2 separate regions of the Homo sapiens genome follow, and region 2 is linked to region 1. A link is a loop called in an ENCODE intact Hi-C map of the cell type or tissue named here. Cell type or tissue: OCI-LY7. All regions are shown on one strand. Links, peaks and the distances in the headings refer to the core of each region. The heading gives the core; the rest is flanking DNA. Region 1 holds the start of TRG-CCC5-1 (tRNA-Gly (CCC) 5-1). Region 2 holds the start of LOC124903856 (putative protein FAM231BP).

Region 1 (7,027 bases), core at 2,028-7,027:
GCTTCCAGTATTTGTAGTGATAGTGTGAATCCATTAGGTCTATTTTTAATTATATCTCTCTTATTGGTTATTTTTTTCACATTTCCTAACTCATTTGTGATATTGCTTCCATATAATTCAACTTTTTGTGCGCTGGGTTCCCATTTGCCCCACAAAGGCCTATGTGCAAATCTGATATCCTGTTTGAATGACATTGTTTTGTTTTTACCTTATTGCTTCCTATCTTTCACAACAATGTTGTCAGTTCTCAACATTAAGGCATTAAAAATTAGCTTTTCTCAAATGCTCAGCATCATTAATCATTAGGGAAATGCAAATTAAAACCATAATGAATATCATCTCACACCTGTTAGAGTGGCATTTGTCAAAAAGGTGAATGATGTGTTAGACATAATGCAGAGAAAAGGGAACACACACATTGTGAATAGGTATGTAAATTAGTACAGCTGGTGTGGAAAACAGTATGGAGTTTCCTCAAAAAACTAAAAATAGAATCTACCCTATGATCCAGGAACCCTATTTCTGGGTACATATCCAAGAGAAGCTTCAGAGAGTGCTTTGTTGGGTTTTCTGGAACCCGGCAGGGCTCAGGTGTGTGGGGATGCGCTCTGTGAGCCTGTGTTTCCTCCGCCGTGAGGGCTCCTCCCGCTCCTGTAGGAAAAGGCAGTGCCCATTTTGTCTTGTCCATGTGGGACTCCAAAGGGTCCAGACGCGACAGAAAGGCGGCGAATCCTCTCAGAGTGGGCAGGGGAGGAGATGATAGAATATGGGGAGGAGATAGAATATGGGAATGGGGCAGTAGAGGGGTGGGATTTCATGAAATTTCCTGATTCAAGGCTATCATGAAGTAGGCCTCTTTGGGAGCTCGGCCCTCCAGTCGCTGGTGAGGGTAACATCCCACCAGTCTCTGGTGAGGTCCAGTCGCCTCCGCCGACTGCATTGAAAGCCAAAAGCAGAACTAGGCCAGCACCGCGGCCTGGCGTCCAGTGACCCAGCGGTCTGCATATTCCCCAGGGTGGAAGCACTCGGACTTCAGGTTTGAAGGCAATGCGGTCACCACTGCAATAAGAAAAGCAACTAGGGAAAATGGCACCTTCTTCTCCAAACTTTTGAGACACTCTTGCTCTGTCGTCCAGGCTGGAGTGCAGTGGCACGATCTCGGCTCACTGCGACCTCTGCCTCCCGGGTTCAAGCGATTCTCCTGCCTCGGCCTCCCAAGAAGCTAATTTTTGGCATAGAGAGAGAGAGGGGGGAAGGGGGGGGGAGAGAGATTGATTTTAATGTCTTCAAGCAAAAAGAGACTCTTTCTGCCTGTTGGCCATCTGCTGCCAGGTGAACGTGAAAATCCATCGAGACGCTTTCTGTGAAAACCGCCTTTATCTCTTTGTCCCTCTTAGGTTAAAATCCGCACTCCAAAACCTTATTGAACAGAAAAATTACAAAAAGCACATATAAGACGTTTCAGTTTTGTAAAGGGTAAAATGAAACTGCCCTTCAGGAAGAATCAGAAGACCGACGAGGGAGAGAGGAGCGATCGTGAAATCTAAGTGGGCTGCCCCCGGGTCTTCCAGGGTTTTGTACTCGGTGGCTTGGCCTGAGTTGATGTGCCCATATTTTCAAACAGCCAAGTGCCCTGAGACACAGCCTTTGCTACGGTACCTGCTGAAATCTGGAAGTGTGATTAACTATTACTTAAATTGAGTGGGGCAGACTAAGAGACAGCAGCAGTGAAGGATGCCCTTTGGGAGAAAGACGTCGAGGCGCTGAGGCCAAAGGGTCCGTGAGGAAAGAGCCCGCAGCTCGCGCCCCTCGGCCTGCGGAAGGGAGGGCAAGGAGGGTCCTACGGTTCCTGGGAGGACGCGAAGAGCCAAGAGCTCTGACAGCTGGCGCCGGGGAAAAGGCCCCGAGGCGGGGTCCGCATCCCTGGAAGGGCGGCGTCCACACTCCTGCGAGGCACGGGGCGCCCGGGGCTCGGAAGCTCAAAGCCCGCCGGCTTCTGCAGCTTCTGGAGCTTCTGGGAGCCAAGAGTGTCAGCCGGAAGGATCCCGCACACGGCGCTTAGTTCTGGAACTGGATACCCGGGGGAGGATGCGGGATCCCGAAGCCCGGGTGTGGGTCCCCGTGGTCTTCGTGTTGGGGGTAGGTGCGGAACGCTAAGCCTGGGCCTACTGGGAGCCATAGTCTTCTTGATGGCTGGTGCTTATTGGGCTTTTTTCAGTCGAATTTCAAAATGCAGTTGAATTTCTTACTTTGGAAACGATAATAGAAATGGCTGACCTCAGATTTTCATGATTATGTTTTGCCTTTTCCAGTGTATGTGCAGTTTCTGTAGTATAGTGGTTATCATGTTTGCCTCACATGTGAAAGACCCTTGGCTCGAGACTGGAGGGAAACATGGTTTTTTGGTTTTTCTTTTTGTCCCTAAATTTAGTGAGTTTAATCGAGGTTGGGAAACAAACAGAAAAGTAGTTGAACCTGTGGCTACACTTTAGACCTCCTCAATCTAGACAGATTGTTGACCAGGCTACAGTTTCCACTGGTCTGCCAGCAAGAGGCCTGCTTAATGTTAGCTTTGGTTCCAGAAATTCCTTAAGATTCTCTTCATTCTCTTCTGTCGCCTGAATTTTCATAGGCTGACACTGAAAGTGGATGACATCTTAATGCATTTCCTAAGTGTCCCGCTGGGCTTCGCTTTACTCTGATAAGTTGCAGATCTGGCTGATTTGCGAGACAAAAACAAAATATTTTTTTAAAAGATTCTAAATCTGCATCTGGAACTTGTAGAGTCAATAATCTGAAACCACACGAATTATCTACATACAAAAGATTTTGAATGCATACCCCTTCCCCAAATAATCCTCAGAAAACCGGTTAAGTTTTAGCATCTATGACTCTGAGATGCATATGAGGCCTTTGTAAATTTAGAAGTTGAGAGTAGAAAGTACAGGTTTGTATTTTAGAAGGAGATTTGGGAATAAATATAGCTCTGGTGGATATAGATCATATGTTAAGGTTTGTTGGCCAGAGCTGGTGTGTGTCTTGGGTGTTGGGCAAAGAACAGAGAACAGCCAAAGCTCTGCGAGGTCAATGTGAAGGGTGATTTCCTTGGTGGGCTCAAGTTTATGACGCAGCCTGGACCTAGCTTGGCTTCTCAGCTAGAGAAGAAGCATGATTCCATGTCACAGCTCCTGTCTTTGAAAAAGTCATAATGACTCCCAGACCCAACATGTGGGGAAAACTCTGGATTTGTCTCTTCAGTTGAATGTCTCCGTTGAAAATTGAGGAAAGAAATCTCTCTACTATTTGAACTTCATCAAAAGACTAATATGTTAATATTTTGACCGTCAATATTTCCTTAAACTAGTCTACTCCTTTCATAGCTAATACATCAAAGCATATTAACTTAGGAAATGGGATTCTCCCAAACAAGGAAACATTGACGGCAAGGGTTCTTAATCTTTTCACACCACATTTCCTTCAAATGCTTTATACATCTTCAAGCAGACAAATAATAGTATTATAATGATTACGAGACCGATCATTACTCTTTTGCCAAAAAAACCAGCGACAAAAGACTAACTTAGTGGACCAACCTTTGTTTCTTCATTATCTGTACATTGATTCTGTCCTTTTATTTCGTCTTTCTTCTAATTCTGCTTCTGCTTCTTGTTTCCTCCCTGGATTTGAACTTTATTTACCTAAACTACCAGTTAGGTTACCTTCTCAGAACCTCTAAGGCAGCAGTTTGAGATTGACAATGGAAGATTTAAGATTAGAAAAAAGAAACATGAATGAATTTCTGATGTTTTATTATAGGGGTTTATAATGCAGGTAGAAAGACCTTTTTCAGACTTAAGAGTTTGATCCACCAAATGAGCTATTTTGATATTTATAACTTTGTCTAGTAAAAGTTTCCTATAAAAACATTTGGTTTGGATATGTTTGTTAGCTTTTAGTCGACACTTGAAAAAGGCGGTTGGAAGGTTCTAAGTCTTTTTGGATACTCTTTTCTCTTATCCCCCAGGCCGTGGGTGTGTAGAGGCCTTGGTGGTGCAGTGGTAGAATTCTCGCCTCCCACGTGGGAGACCCGGGTTCAATTCCCGGCCAATGCAGCAGGTACTTCTTCATTTCATTATGGCCTTTTACCCGTCTTTTACGCTGCAAAATTATACTGCATAACCTAATAGTGCATTTAGGGGCTTGGCCACCACAAGGTAAAGTGACAACATTACTCACGAGAGTAGCGGCAAGAGACATTCAGGACACTAACCCAGGACCCATGCAATTGTTGGACTCAAACAGCTTAGCAAAGTGGCAAGCACGAAGTCTTTCCGGTGAGTCACTGCAGTTTTGATATTGGTACCTGTTACTTTCATCTATTCACGGGGCGGATCCCTGCAAACCCGAAGAATCATCAGGTTCCTGATTCGCGTGCTGGACCTTGGGCTTACTGCTGAGCCACTGTAGAGAGGATCAAGAAATGACGCTCTTGGAAGGAGAGAAGCTGCGGGCAGGACAGTCACGTCAGAGGTCCAAGAGGCTTCAGCGGCCCAAAGAAAGGGAAGGTGTGTGGGGAAGAATCTGCGTGGAGATGAGGGGAGCGGCGGGGACTGGTCCTTGCGCAGAGGTGGCCAGTGGACCCTCAGGGCTGTACCCCAGACACCGTGAACCGAATTTGCTCACATCGTCAGCGGCCGCGGCCTCCGCGTGCTTTGTGGGCCCATCGGTGTTCTGCGAGGGATTCCGTGTGTCTGGCAATGTCTGTCAACAGGTGTTGGCCTGAAATTTGGCCGGGCACGTTGGCTCATGCCTGTAATCCCAGCACTGTGTGAGGCCGAGGCGGATGGATCGCTTGAGGTCAAGAGTTCAAGACCAGCCTGGCTAACATGGAAAAATCCCGTCTCTACTAAAAATACAAAAATTAGCCGAATGTGGTGGCATGCACCTGCTATTCCGGCTACTTGGGAGGCTGAGGCAGGAGAATCGCTTGAACCCAGGAGGCAGAGGTTGCAGTGAGCCAAGATTGCGCTACTGCACTCCACCTGGGCGACAGAGCGAGACTGCGTCAAAAAAAAAAAAAAAAAGCAGCGAAAGAAGGCAGAGATGTCAATGGGACAAAGAGACCTCCCAGGAGGCTTGTTGTAGAGGCAGTGGGTGGATCCTGGGAGATGAGATTTTTTTAAAATTATGTAGCAGAATGGGGAGAGAAACGGAGAAGCGCATGAAAGAGAGAAAAGCACGAAAATCGGCGGCGTCCAAGAATAAAGCAGATAAAATAGTGTGAGTGTTTTTACATTCAAAAAATAGAAGAAGTGCAATGCTTGTCAGCAGGCTTTGTGGTCGTGTAGTGGTTAATACTTGTAGTTGTGGTTGCCACAACCTGGGTTCTAATCTGAGTCACAGTAGTGTTTTCTAGCCTGCGATTGTGGCTAATAGACCTGTCGTTTGCTTTGCCTTTAATCCTAGCAGCCTCCAGAGAGCAGAGTAAACCTCTGGCCCCGAAGGGCGCCAGCTTCTGGAGTTTAGCCCACAGCGCAGAAACTAGGGGGCGGCCTGGCCGATAGGAAAACTTGGACATGCTCTTTGTCTCACAATTGAGCAGGAAAAATTCCCGTAGGTGAAGATGCCGCCTCTCAAGGGCCCTTTGTCTGTAGCTTCCACTGGTGAAATAATGCGGTTATAGTCTTTTTCGGTAGAGAAAACGGCTGTATCAGTGGAATTTTTTAAAAACACAAAACGAGAACGAGTTTTTAATGAGCTGACAATAAAATCTAAACTAGTTGTCATGGTCTGCACAGGCTTGCCTCCATTCCCCATCTGCTAATTTTTATGAGAACAGTAAATTATTACTATTATCATTATTTTTGAGACGTAGTCTTGTTCTGTCACCCAGGCTGGAGTGCCGTGGCTCAATCTCGGCTCACTGCAACCTGTGTCTCCGAGGTTCAAGCAATGAGAACAGTAAAGAAGCTACAGTTCACATAAAGTGCACAAATCTTTAGTGCAATTTGTTTAGTTTTGATCAATGTTATCACCACCCAGCTCAAGTTATAGAAAATTGCCATCATCTGAGAAAGGCCTGTTAGAGCCCCTGTCCAGGTGATTCCCACCCTGTGTCCTCTTAGTTATCACTATTCTGATGTCTATTCCCACAGGTTACAATTGCCTGTTCTTAAAGTTCACATGAGTGAATGTACATATGTTTTGTGTCTGGCCTTTTTCTCCAGTTACATTCATTATACTCATGAGATATATCCACGTAGTTTCATAGATCACTTCTCAATTTTGGGGTTATTGATTTCTTGTGCTGAATATTCTTATAACAGTCTTTGTGTGCACTTGAGATTCATGGAAGTCCTTCAATTGCTGGGTCATGACCTGAGTATAAGTTTAACATCAGTATAAATTGCCAGTCTTCTAGAATGCTTTTTCGCCAGCGATGACAGTTGAAGTGGCACCAAATTCTTGTCAGCATTTGGTGTACTAACTTTGTTAAATGTAGCTATGCTCTCAGACCAGGCTGGCCAACATGGCAAAACCCTGTCTCTACTCAAAATACAAAAATTAGCTGGGCATGGTGGCATGCACCTGTAGTCCCAGCTACTCCGGAGGGGGATGTTGCAGTGAGTCAAGATCGCACCATTGCACTCCAGCTTGCGTGACAGAATGAGACCCTGTCTCAGAAAAAAAAAAAAAGTAGCCATACACTGGTGAGTGGTTAGTGCTATCTCAGTGTGGAATTAATTTGTATTTGCCTAATGAGCAATCCTATGAAGCATATTTTCTTATGGCTTCCAGCATATAAGAAACTCTCCTTTGCAAAGGCCTATTCGAATATTTTGCCCTATTTTATTTGGCTTAGCTCTATATTACTGACTTACAAAAGTTCTCTTATATATTCAAGAATTGAGTCTTGTTTTGACGTTTTTTAAATTATACTTTAAGTTTTAAGGTACATGTGCACAACGTGCAGGTTTGTTACATATGTATACATGTGCCATGTTGGTGTGCTGCACCCATTAACTCG
Region 2 (9,728 bases), core at 2,170-7,169, 190 kb before region 1:
ACTTCGAGAGTTCCCTCTGACTCTGGAGTTTTTTCCTCAGATCCAAGAGCCAACTGGTCATCAATTCGTAATTTCCCATCGGCTAAGTGCGTGGGCATTGAGCTACACGCGAGTCTCTCCACCTCTGCGGAATGGCTACTTCGGGGTAGGGGAGGGGCCCTCCCGTGGATTGTAAGGTGTTTAGCAGCAGCCGTCGCCTCCGCTGACTAGATACATGCCAGGGGGTTAGCATTCTCCCTCCCCGCTTCCCCCATTCGTGACCTAGTGTCCCAGCGTGGAGGTGAGAGGCGTGTAAGGGCAAAGTTGCCCCCTCTTGAGAACCACTGATGCGCGTTGTCCTGCTGTCTGAGCTTGTGCAGAGGACTCTCCAGATGAAGGCTCAGGGGTCGATCCAGCTTGAGACCCCCTCGCTCCCCCGCACAGTCAGACCTTAGGATTGGAGGCTTTTAACATCTCTACATCATGAGATTCGAAACCTTTAGGTCTTTTCTTCCGTTCTGTCCTCCAAATCGGCCTCTTCCGAGCCTGTTGACCAGGGCCAGCCAGGCAGACGGCTGGGTTCGCTCAACGAGGCTCCTCTCGGCCCTCCTGGAGCTTCAGGCCTCTTTCGGTTGCAGAGAAACTTTATGGGCCACTTCCTTCGGCATCCCCGGGGGCAGGTGCGCGGTGCCCGGGGAAGAAGAGGGTTTGACTGCGGTTCTCGACCCCCGGCGACCAACCTCCACCCCGGTGGGCGCGCTTTTCCAGGCTCCTGCTGGTCCCACTGGCCGGGAGTTAGGTCTCGGGTCAGCCTGAGCTCCAGAGATGCCCAGGCCCGGAAGGACACTTAGGGGAAACCAGCTGCTCACTTTGGTCTTGTCCGCAACGGACCTCTTGCTGCCAGGAAAGAAAGGCGTCGAGTCCTGTCCTGTTGGGTAGGCGGAAGAGAGATCAAAGGGAAGACAAGAAAAATCCTGGGAGGTTTCAGGATCTAAAGTTACCATGAAGTCGACCTAACCTCCTCTGGAGGTCCTCCCAGTCCTCCCGTGGCTGGCGATGGTGAATCGAGTTTCCGTCTCCAGTTTGCCAAGGCGGACAAAGCCGACACAATGGGCCTGTCCACTATCTTCTTTCATATACACAAAATGTCAGCTTTTCCTGTTTCTAACTGGCAACATCCCGCCTGATGACCAGCTTAGCAAATTAGAGACTCTCCATGGGATTCCATCTGTGTCTTAGTTCGGGCTTCTCTAACACCGTACCATACATAAACTGGGTGGCTGATTCACAACAGAAATTGATTTCTCACAGTTCCGGAGGTTGGAAGTCCGAGATCAAGGTGCCGACATGGTAGGTTTATGGTGAGGGCCTTTTGTTCTGGTTGTAGACTGCCACCTCCTCATTGTATCCTCAGGGGGCAGAAAGAGGGCGAGAGAGCTCCCCGAGGTCCCTTTTATAAGGGCATTAGTCCCATTCAGACTAATGGGACTAAATCCAGACTCTGTGCTGAGTGTTGTGGATTTTTTGCATGTTCATCCTCCCCGCAGGCAACTGGAGATGTATTGTCCCCAGAGGGTACAATAGAGAATCTTCCGTCACAAGTCAGCAACCAGCATATGTGAGTGACAGCATGTGTTCCACTCAGAAATGAGAGTGTATTAGTCCGTTTTCACGCCGCTGACAAATACATAACATAGTCCAGGACGAAAAAGAGGTTTAATTGGACTTACATTTCCATATGACTGGGGAGGCCTCAGAATCATGGCGGGAGGCAAAAGGCACTTCTTACAAGGCAGCAGCAAGAGAAAATGAGGAAGAAGCCAAAGCAGAAACCCCTGATAAACCCAGCAGATAGTGAGACTTATTCACTGTCAGGAGAATAGCACAGGAAAGACCCACCCCCATGATTCAATTACCTCCTCCTAGGTCCCTCCCACAACACATGGGAATTCTGGGAGATACAATTCAAGTTGAGATTTGGGTGAGGGCACGGCCAAACCATGTCAGAAAGGGATGAAGTGACAGCATATCCTGATGTGTGTGATGGTTTTATGAGTTATTACCTATTTCAAAAATTATTGCAATGTGTAAAAAAGAACAAGGACTTGTACTATCTGACTTTAAGGCTTACTATAAGCTATTACAGACAAGGCATCAGGAGTGACAAATAGATAAACAGACTGAGTTAAGAGACTTGAAACTGATCCACAGCTATACGGTCAATAAATGGGTTTTCAATAAAAGCAGTTCAATAAAAGAAAATAAATCATTTCAATTAATGGACTTTTATATGGATGTGGGGAGACCAACAATGTTATTCTCCCTCACACTACACACAAAAGTAATTTCAGCCGCATTACACACCAAAACTTAAAAGTTAAAGATATAAAGCATTTCAAGGATAGTTTGTGACTTGTTGGTAGGCAAAGATCACCCTACCAACAAGCAGGACACAAAAAATACATATATAAGAAAGACATGATAAATGAGACTTCATCAACATTAGCCACACCTTCTCATCAAAAGATACCACTAAGAAAGTGAAAAGGCAAGCAAGTCACAGACAGAGAGAAAATAGCCACAAAACGTGTCTGACCTCCACACCCTGCAGTTATAATTATAGTGGTCTGGTACACTGCGCCCAGTTTCTGCTGGATGGAGTATTTTCTGGGTGTCTCTAATGAGTAAGAGAGGGCCCCATGGGATATTCCTTCAGTTCCCAGGTGAACAGTGGGAAAGACTCCACATTGACCAACCTCGGGGGCCTAAAAATCCAGGTCCTATAGGAGGGTAGAGTATACCTGGACCCTGACCCAGACCCCTGGATGGGTTGTGCCAAGAGACCCAGCAAGGGAAAGGATTTCCTCCTGCCTCAGGTTCTCTGTCCTTCTGTGGTTAGACGACCTGAACCCAACTCCCTCCCCAAGCACTGGAGATGGGGCTTTTCCAAGGGCTGGGGATCTTGCTGTCCTGAGAACAGCTGAGCAAGGGGGTCGAGGAGGAGCTTGGGTGGTGGAGGAGAGGAAACCGGGTAAGATGCATGAAGCCGTTGGCTATACCAGGCACAGAGAGGACCCACTGGGACCCAATGGCCTGCATGTGAAGCCAGGCCTTGGGCCACCTCGTTCCTCAAAGGGGTGCTGACTTCCATGGGGTGTTCAAAGGGACTGTGGAAAGAGAGGCCTTCAGCCCACACCTCTGAATGCTTTTCGACCACAGCATGCCCTGTGGCCTTTATCCTGCTGGTGTGGAACAGTCAGAGCCCTGCAGGGCTGCAGAGCTTCTGTACTGGGCGGCATCCCAGCCTGAGTGTCAGAGCTCAGAGAGCAGGCACCGGAGCAAGTAGAGAGGAGGGCACCTTTTGGACAGAATGTGTGGGACAAGAGCGACGGCTCATCCATTCAGGTTCCTCAGAAAATGAGAGTCAGGAAGATGAGGGCGCAGACCTGATTCCCTACACAGGGCTGAAAGCAGACAACCGGAGGAAGAGCAGCACCTGGGCCAACGAGGTAGAAGACAGAAGACCACAGTCTACTCCTGCCCTCAATCTCACCCCTTCCCACCCACATCCTCCACGCCCCCTGATCACCTTCCTCAGAAGTGTAATAGGAATCCAGATTCCCCCTGGCCTGGTTGCTGCGGGAGGCACAGTGGCCTGATGGAGCCTGAGGCAGGTGTGGGAAGATGTGGATTGTCTAACTGGAGGTTGGGAGTTCAGGGTGAGGAAGGAGAAGCTTGGAGTGCAGGATTTGGTGGTATGTATGTGGCTGTAGGCAAAAGAAAGAGACAACTAAGCCACTTGAAATACCATGAGAATTCAAATTTAGAAAATTCCCAGGGAAGTATGCATGCAGGCACTCATGAGATCCAAAAAACAGCTGCTGCTTAACTGCGTGTTGCAAGCAAGCCCTAAATTGCTGATTTTGAAACAGCCTGATGGGTTCACAAAGACAATTTCTGAATAGTCTTAAGAGCAGAGGTGCACTAAAGCCACTGTGCCCCGCAGCTCAGGATCCCAGAAAGTTCTTTAAGGAGTAAGTCTTACTTCCATTTATGGAAGATTTTTGGAGTTGTCCTTAGTCACCCCCAAAAATGTTTTGGTTAGGAGTAGAATTTTAGATGTCATCAATTTAAAAATTAAAACTGAAACGCTGGAACTCATAGAGAGATAAAATTAAGAGAATCCATTCACATCCTGAGTAGAAAGATTTTTATAGAACATGACGGGCTTTAAAAATAAAGAAAAAATATGGCAAAATTTCATCAAATTAAATGCTTTCAGAACTAAGATTAAAATCTGAAGCCACCCAACTAGCTGGACAGATGGCTTCTTTGCCAAGGAGACCCCAGAGAAGTCTTAAATACTGAGTTCCTGGCCAGTACTTGGAAGCTCAGACACCTCTCCTTATACTCTCTCCCTTTGTGGTTTAGACACAACTGACCAGCATTATTGTTAAAATAGAGATCCTAAGACTGACAGAACAGAGTCCTTACAGTAGTAAGATACCATATTATAAACAAGACCTAAGGCCATGCCAGGCAAGGTTAAGTCATGCACCCCTCAACTTAAAGAATAAACTATGTTCTAATTGCCACAGGTTTTTTTCTTCTTCCTTTTTTTCCTCTAGCTAAACAAGCACTGGCCTTGAGATAAGCAATGCTGAAGCACTTGCAGCTCACCCATTAGCATAAACTGACTGAGCCCTCCCTACACAAGCCATAACTACAGCTTTGATTGGACAAGAGACTGATTTCAGTAACTTCCCCTTGATAAGAGAGCACTGGCTGTGGACGGGTTCTGGACGGTTTACAGAGGCTGTGCACTTGACTGCCTTTGTGTCCCTACTTCCCCTTTTGAAGCATAGGGCCTAATTATAATGTATTTAAATGTCATCTCCACCCCAAAGTGAACATGGGTTGCATGTAACAGGCTTGTTTACTCAGCATGCATGCAGCAGGATCCCTTCATGAATATTCAGAGCTCCTCCTATTCCCTGTTGAATATGCATATGTGGCCCACCACATCAACATAAATCCCTGTTCCCCCCTCCCCTCCCTGGAAACCTACTTTTCGGTTTCAGCAGGAGGGTATGCCTCCCAGTCTGTGGGAATGGCCACCTTGCAGGCTGTAACCATTTATAAAAAATAAAATCTCCCTTCTAAATTTATAAATTGTGTGATTTTTCAGTTGACAGCTTTCAGTCAGACTTTTCACTGACTGGGAAAAGTCATTTGCAATATATTTATTTTAAAAATGACTCCTCAGGATACAAAATTCTTGTGCAAAGATCACAAGCATTCTTATACACCAATAACAGACAAACAGAGAGCCAAATCATGAGGGAACTCCCATTCACAATTGCTTCAAAGAGAATAAAATACCTAGGAATCCAACTTACAAGGGATGTGAAGGACCTCTTCAAGGAGAACTACAAAACACTGCTCAACAAAATAAAAGAGGATACAAACAAATGGAAGAACATTCCATGCTCATGGGTAGGAAGAATCAATATCGTGAAAATGGTCATACTGCCCAAGGTAATTTGTAGATTCCATGCCATCCCCATCAAGCTACCAATGACTTTCTTCACAGAATTGGAAAAAACTACTTTAAAGTTCATATGGAACCAAAAGAGAGCCCGCATCACCAAGTCAATCCTAAGCCAAAAGAACAAAGCTGGAGGCATCACGCTACCTGACTTCAAATGATACTACAAGTCTACAGTAACCAAAACAGCATGGTACTGGTACCAAAACAGAGATATAGACCAATGGAGGAGAACAGAGCCCTCAGAAATAATGCCACACATCTACAACTATCTGATCTTTGACAAACCTGACAAAAACAAGAAATGGGGAAAGGATTCCCTATTTAATAAATGGTGCTGGGAAAACTAGCTAGCCATATGTTGAAAGCTGAAACTGGATCCCTTCATTACACCTTATACAAAAATTAATTCAAGATGGATTAAAGACTTAAATGTCAGACCTAAAACCATAAAAAGCCTAGAAGAAAACCTAGGCAATACCATTCAGGACATAGGCATGGGCAAGGACTTCATGTCTAAAACAGCAAAAGCAATGGCAACAAAAGCCAAAATTGACAAATGGGATCTAATTAAACTTAAGAGCTTCTGTGCAGCAAAAGAAACTATCATCACAGTGAACAGGCAACCTACAGAATGGGAGAAAATTTTTGCAATCTACTCATCTGTAGATTCATCAGAATCTACAAAGAACACAAACAAATTTGCAAGAAAACAACAAAGAACCCCATCAACAAGTGGGCGAAGGATATGAACAGACACTTCTCAGAAGACATTTATGCAGCCAAAAGACACATGAAAAAATCCTCATCATCAGCGGCCATCAGGGAAATGCAAATCAAAACCACAATGAGATACCATCTCACACCAGTTAGAATGGCGATCATCAAAAAGTCAGGAAGCAACAGGTGCTGGAGAGGATGTGGAGAAATAGGAACACTTTTACACTGTTGGTGGGACTGTAAACTAGTTCAACCGTTGTGGAAGTCAGTATGGTGATTCCTCAGGGATCTAGAACTAGAAATACCATTTGACGCAGCCATCCCATTACTGGGTATATAAATCATGCTGCTAAAAGCCAAATGATTATAAATAAATTATATATTTATTTGATTTATATGATTATAAATAAATGATTATTATAAATGATTATAAATGCCAAAGGATTATAAATCATGCTGCTATAAAGACACATGCACACGTATGTTTATTGCGGCACTATTCACAATAGCATAGACTTGGAACCAACCCAAATGTCCAACAATGATAGACTAGATGAAGAAAATGTGGCACATATACACCATGGAATACTATGCAGCCATAAAAATTGATGAGTTCATGTCCTTTGTAGGGACACGGATGAAGCTGGAAACCATCGTTCTCAGCAAACTATCGCAAGGACGAAAAACCAAGAACTGCATGTTCTCACTCATAGGTGGGAATTGAACAATGAGAACACTTGGACACAGGAAGGGGAACATCACACACCAGGGCCTGTTGTGGGGTGGGGGGAGGGGGAGGGATAGCATTAGGAGATATACCTAATGTAAATGACGAGTTAATGGGTGCAGCACACCAACATGGCACATGTATACATATGTAACAAACCTGCATGTTGTGCACATGTACCCTAAAACTTAAAGTATAATAAAAAAAGTCAAAAAAAAGACTCAATTCTTGAATATACAAGAGAACTTTTGTAAATCAGTAATATAGAGCTAAGCCAAATAAAATAGGGCAAAATATTTGAATAGTCCTTTGCAAAGGAGAGTTTCTTATATGCTGGAAGCCACAAGAAAGTATGCTTCATAGGATTGCTCATTAGGCAAATACAAATTAATTCCACACTGAGATAGCACTAACTACTCACCAGTGTATGGCTACTTTTTTTTTTTTTTTTCTGAGACAGGGTCTCATTCTGTCACCCAAGCTGGAGTGCAATGGTGCGATCTTGACTCACCGCAACATCCCCCTCTGGAGTAGCTGGGACTACAGGTGCATGCCACCATGCCCGGCTAATTTTTGTATTTTGAGTAGAGACAGGGTTTCGCCATGTTGGCCAGATTGGTCTGAGAGCATAGCTACATTTAACAAAGTTAGTACACCAAATGCTGACAAGAATTTGGTGCCACTTCAACTGTCATCGCTGGTGAAAAACATTCTAGAAGACTGGCAATTTATACTGATGTTAAACTTATACTCAGGTCATGACCCAGCAATTGAAGGACTTCCATGAATCTCAAGTGCACACAAAGACTGTTATAAGAATATTCAGCACAAGAATTCAATAACCCCAAAATTGAGAAGTGATCTATGAAACTACATGGATATATCTCATGAGTATAATGAATGTAACTGCAGAAAAAAGGCCAGACACAAAACATATGTACATTCATTCATGTGAACTTTAAGAACAGGCAATTGTAACCTGTGGGAATAGACATCAGAATAGTGATAACTAAGAGGACACAGGGTGGGAATCACCTGGACAGGGGCTCTAACAGGCCTTTCTCAGATGATGGCAATTTTCTATAACTTGAGCTGGGTGGTGATAACATTGATCAAAACTAAACAAATTGCACTAAAGATTTGTGCACTTTATGTGAACTGTAGCTTCTTTACTGTTCTCATTGCTTGAACCTGGGAGACACAGGTTGCAGTGAGCCGAGATTGAGCCACGGCACTCCAGCCTGGGTGACAGAACAAGACTACGTCTCAAAAACAATAATAATAGTAATAATTTACTGTTCTCATAAAAATTAGCAGATGGGGAATGGAGGCAAGCCTGTGCAGACCATGACAACTAGTTTAGATTTTATTGTCAGCTCATTAAAAACTCGTCCTCGTTTTGTGTTTTTAAAAAATTCCACTGATACAGCCGTTTTCTCTACCAGAAAAGACTATAACCGCATTATTTCATCAGTGGAAGCTACAGACAAAGGGCCCTTGAGAGGCGGCATCTTCACCTACGGGAATTTTTCCTGCTCAATTGTGAGACAAAGAGCATGTCCAAGTTTTCCTATCGGCCAGGCCGCCCCCTAGTTTCTGCGCTGTGGGCTAAACTCCAGAAGCTGGCGCCCTTCAGGGCCAGAGGTTTACTCTGCTCTCTGGAGGCTGCTAGGATTAAAGGCAAAGCAAACGACAGGTCTATTAGCCACAGTTGCAGGTTAGAAAACACTACTGTGACTCAGATTAGAACCCAGGTTGTGGCAACCACAACTACAAGTATTAACTACTACACGACCACAAAGCCTGCTGACAAGCATTGCACTTCTATGTTTTGAATGTAAAAACACTCACACTATTTTATCTGCTTTATTGTTGGACGTCCGCAGATTTTCGTGCTTTTCTGTCTTTCGTGCGCTTCTCCCTTTCTCTCCCCATTCTGCTACATAATTAAAAAAAAAATCTCATCTCTCAGGATCCGACCACTGCCTCTACAACAAGCCTCCTGGGAGGTCTCTTTGTCCCATTGACATCTCTGCCTTCTTTCGCTGCTTTTTTTTTTTCTTTCTTTTTTGACGGAGTCTCGCTCTGTCGCCCAGGCTGGACTGCAGTAGCGCGATCTTGGCTCACTGCAACCTCCGCCTCCTGAGTTCAAGCGATTCTCCTGCCTCAGCCTCCCAAGTAGCCGGAATAGCAGGTGCATGCCACCACATTTGGCTAATTTTTGTATTTTTAGTAGAGACGGGATTTTCCCATGTTAGCCAGGCTGGTCTTGAACTCTTGACCTCAAGCGATCCATCCGCCTCGGCCTCACAAAGTGCTGGGATTACAGGCGTGAGCCACCGTGCCCGGCCAAATTTCAGGCCAACACCTGTTGACACACATTGCCAGACACACGGAATCTCTCGGGGAACACCGATGGGCCCACAAAACACGCGGAGGCCGCGGTCGCTGACGATGTGAGCAAATTCGGTTCACGGTGTCTGGGGTACAGCCCTGAGGGTCTACTGGCCGCCTCTGCGCAAGGACCAGTCTCCGCCGCTCCCCTCATCTCCACGCAGATTCTTGCCCACACACCACCCCTTTCTTTGGGCCGCTGACGCCTCTTGGACCTCTGAGGTGACTGTCCTGCCCGCAGCTTCTCTCCTTCCAAGAGCGTCATTTCTTGATCCTCTCCATAGTGGCTCAACGGTAAGCCCAAGGTCCAGCACGCGAATCAGGAACCTGATGGTTCTTCGGGTTTGCAGGGATCCTTCC

The links. Peaks named below come from ENCODE experiments on the same cell type or tissue, not always from the same donor. Only the 100,000 strongest peaks of a DNase experiment are listed, where the experiment ranks them.
Region 2: a loop joins it to region 1, with 7 times the contacts of the local background. A loop is called at or near these places in 5 of 110 quality-filtered maps.

What each region holds. Positions count from the first base shown.
Region 1 is chr1:16,723,244-16,730,270 of GRCh38, forward strand. It overlaps TRG-CCC5-1 (tRNA-Gly (CCC) 5-1), which reads left to right and starts at 4,042; the gene lies at 4,042-4,112. It also overlaps the pseudogene TRV-CAC13-1. RefSeq lists enhancers at 4,043-4,654, 4,655-5,264. In OCI-LY7, for the core only: no CTCF peak of the experiment used is centred there; a DNase peak (open chromatin) is centred at 4,168.
Region 2 is chr1:16,535,938-16,545,665 of GRCh38, forward strand. LOC124903856 (putative protein FAM231BP) reads left to right here and starts at 3,049. Exons shown (of 1, transcript XM_047436898.1): 1 at 3,049-3,726. The coding sequence starts at 3,129. The coding sequence ends at 3,638. RefSeq lists an enhancer at 357-1,203. In OCI-LY7, for the core only: no CTCF peak of the experiment used is centred there; a DNase peak (open chromatin) is centred at 4,685; H3K27ac peaks cover 749 bases.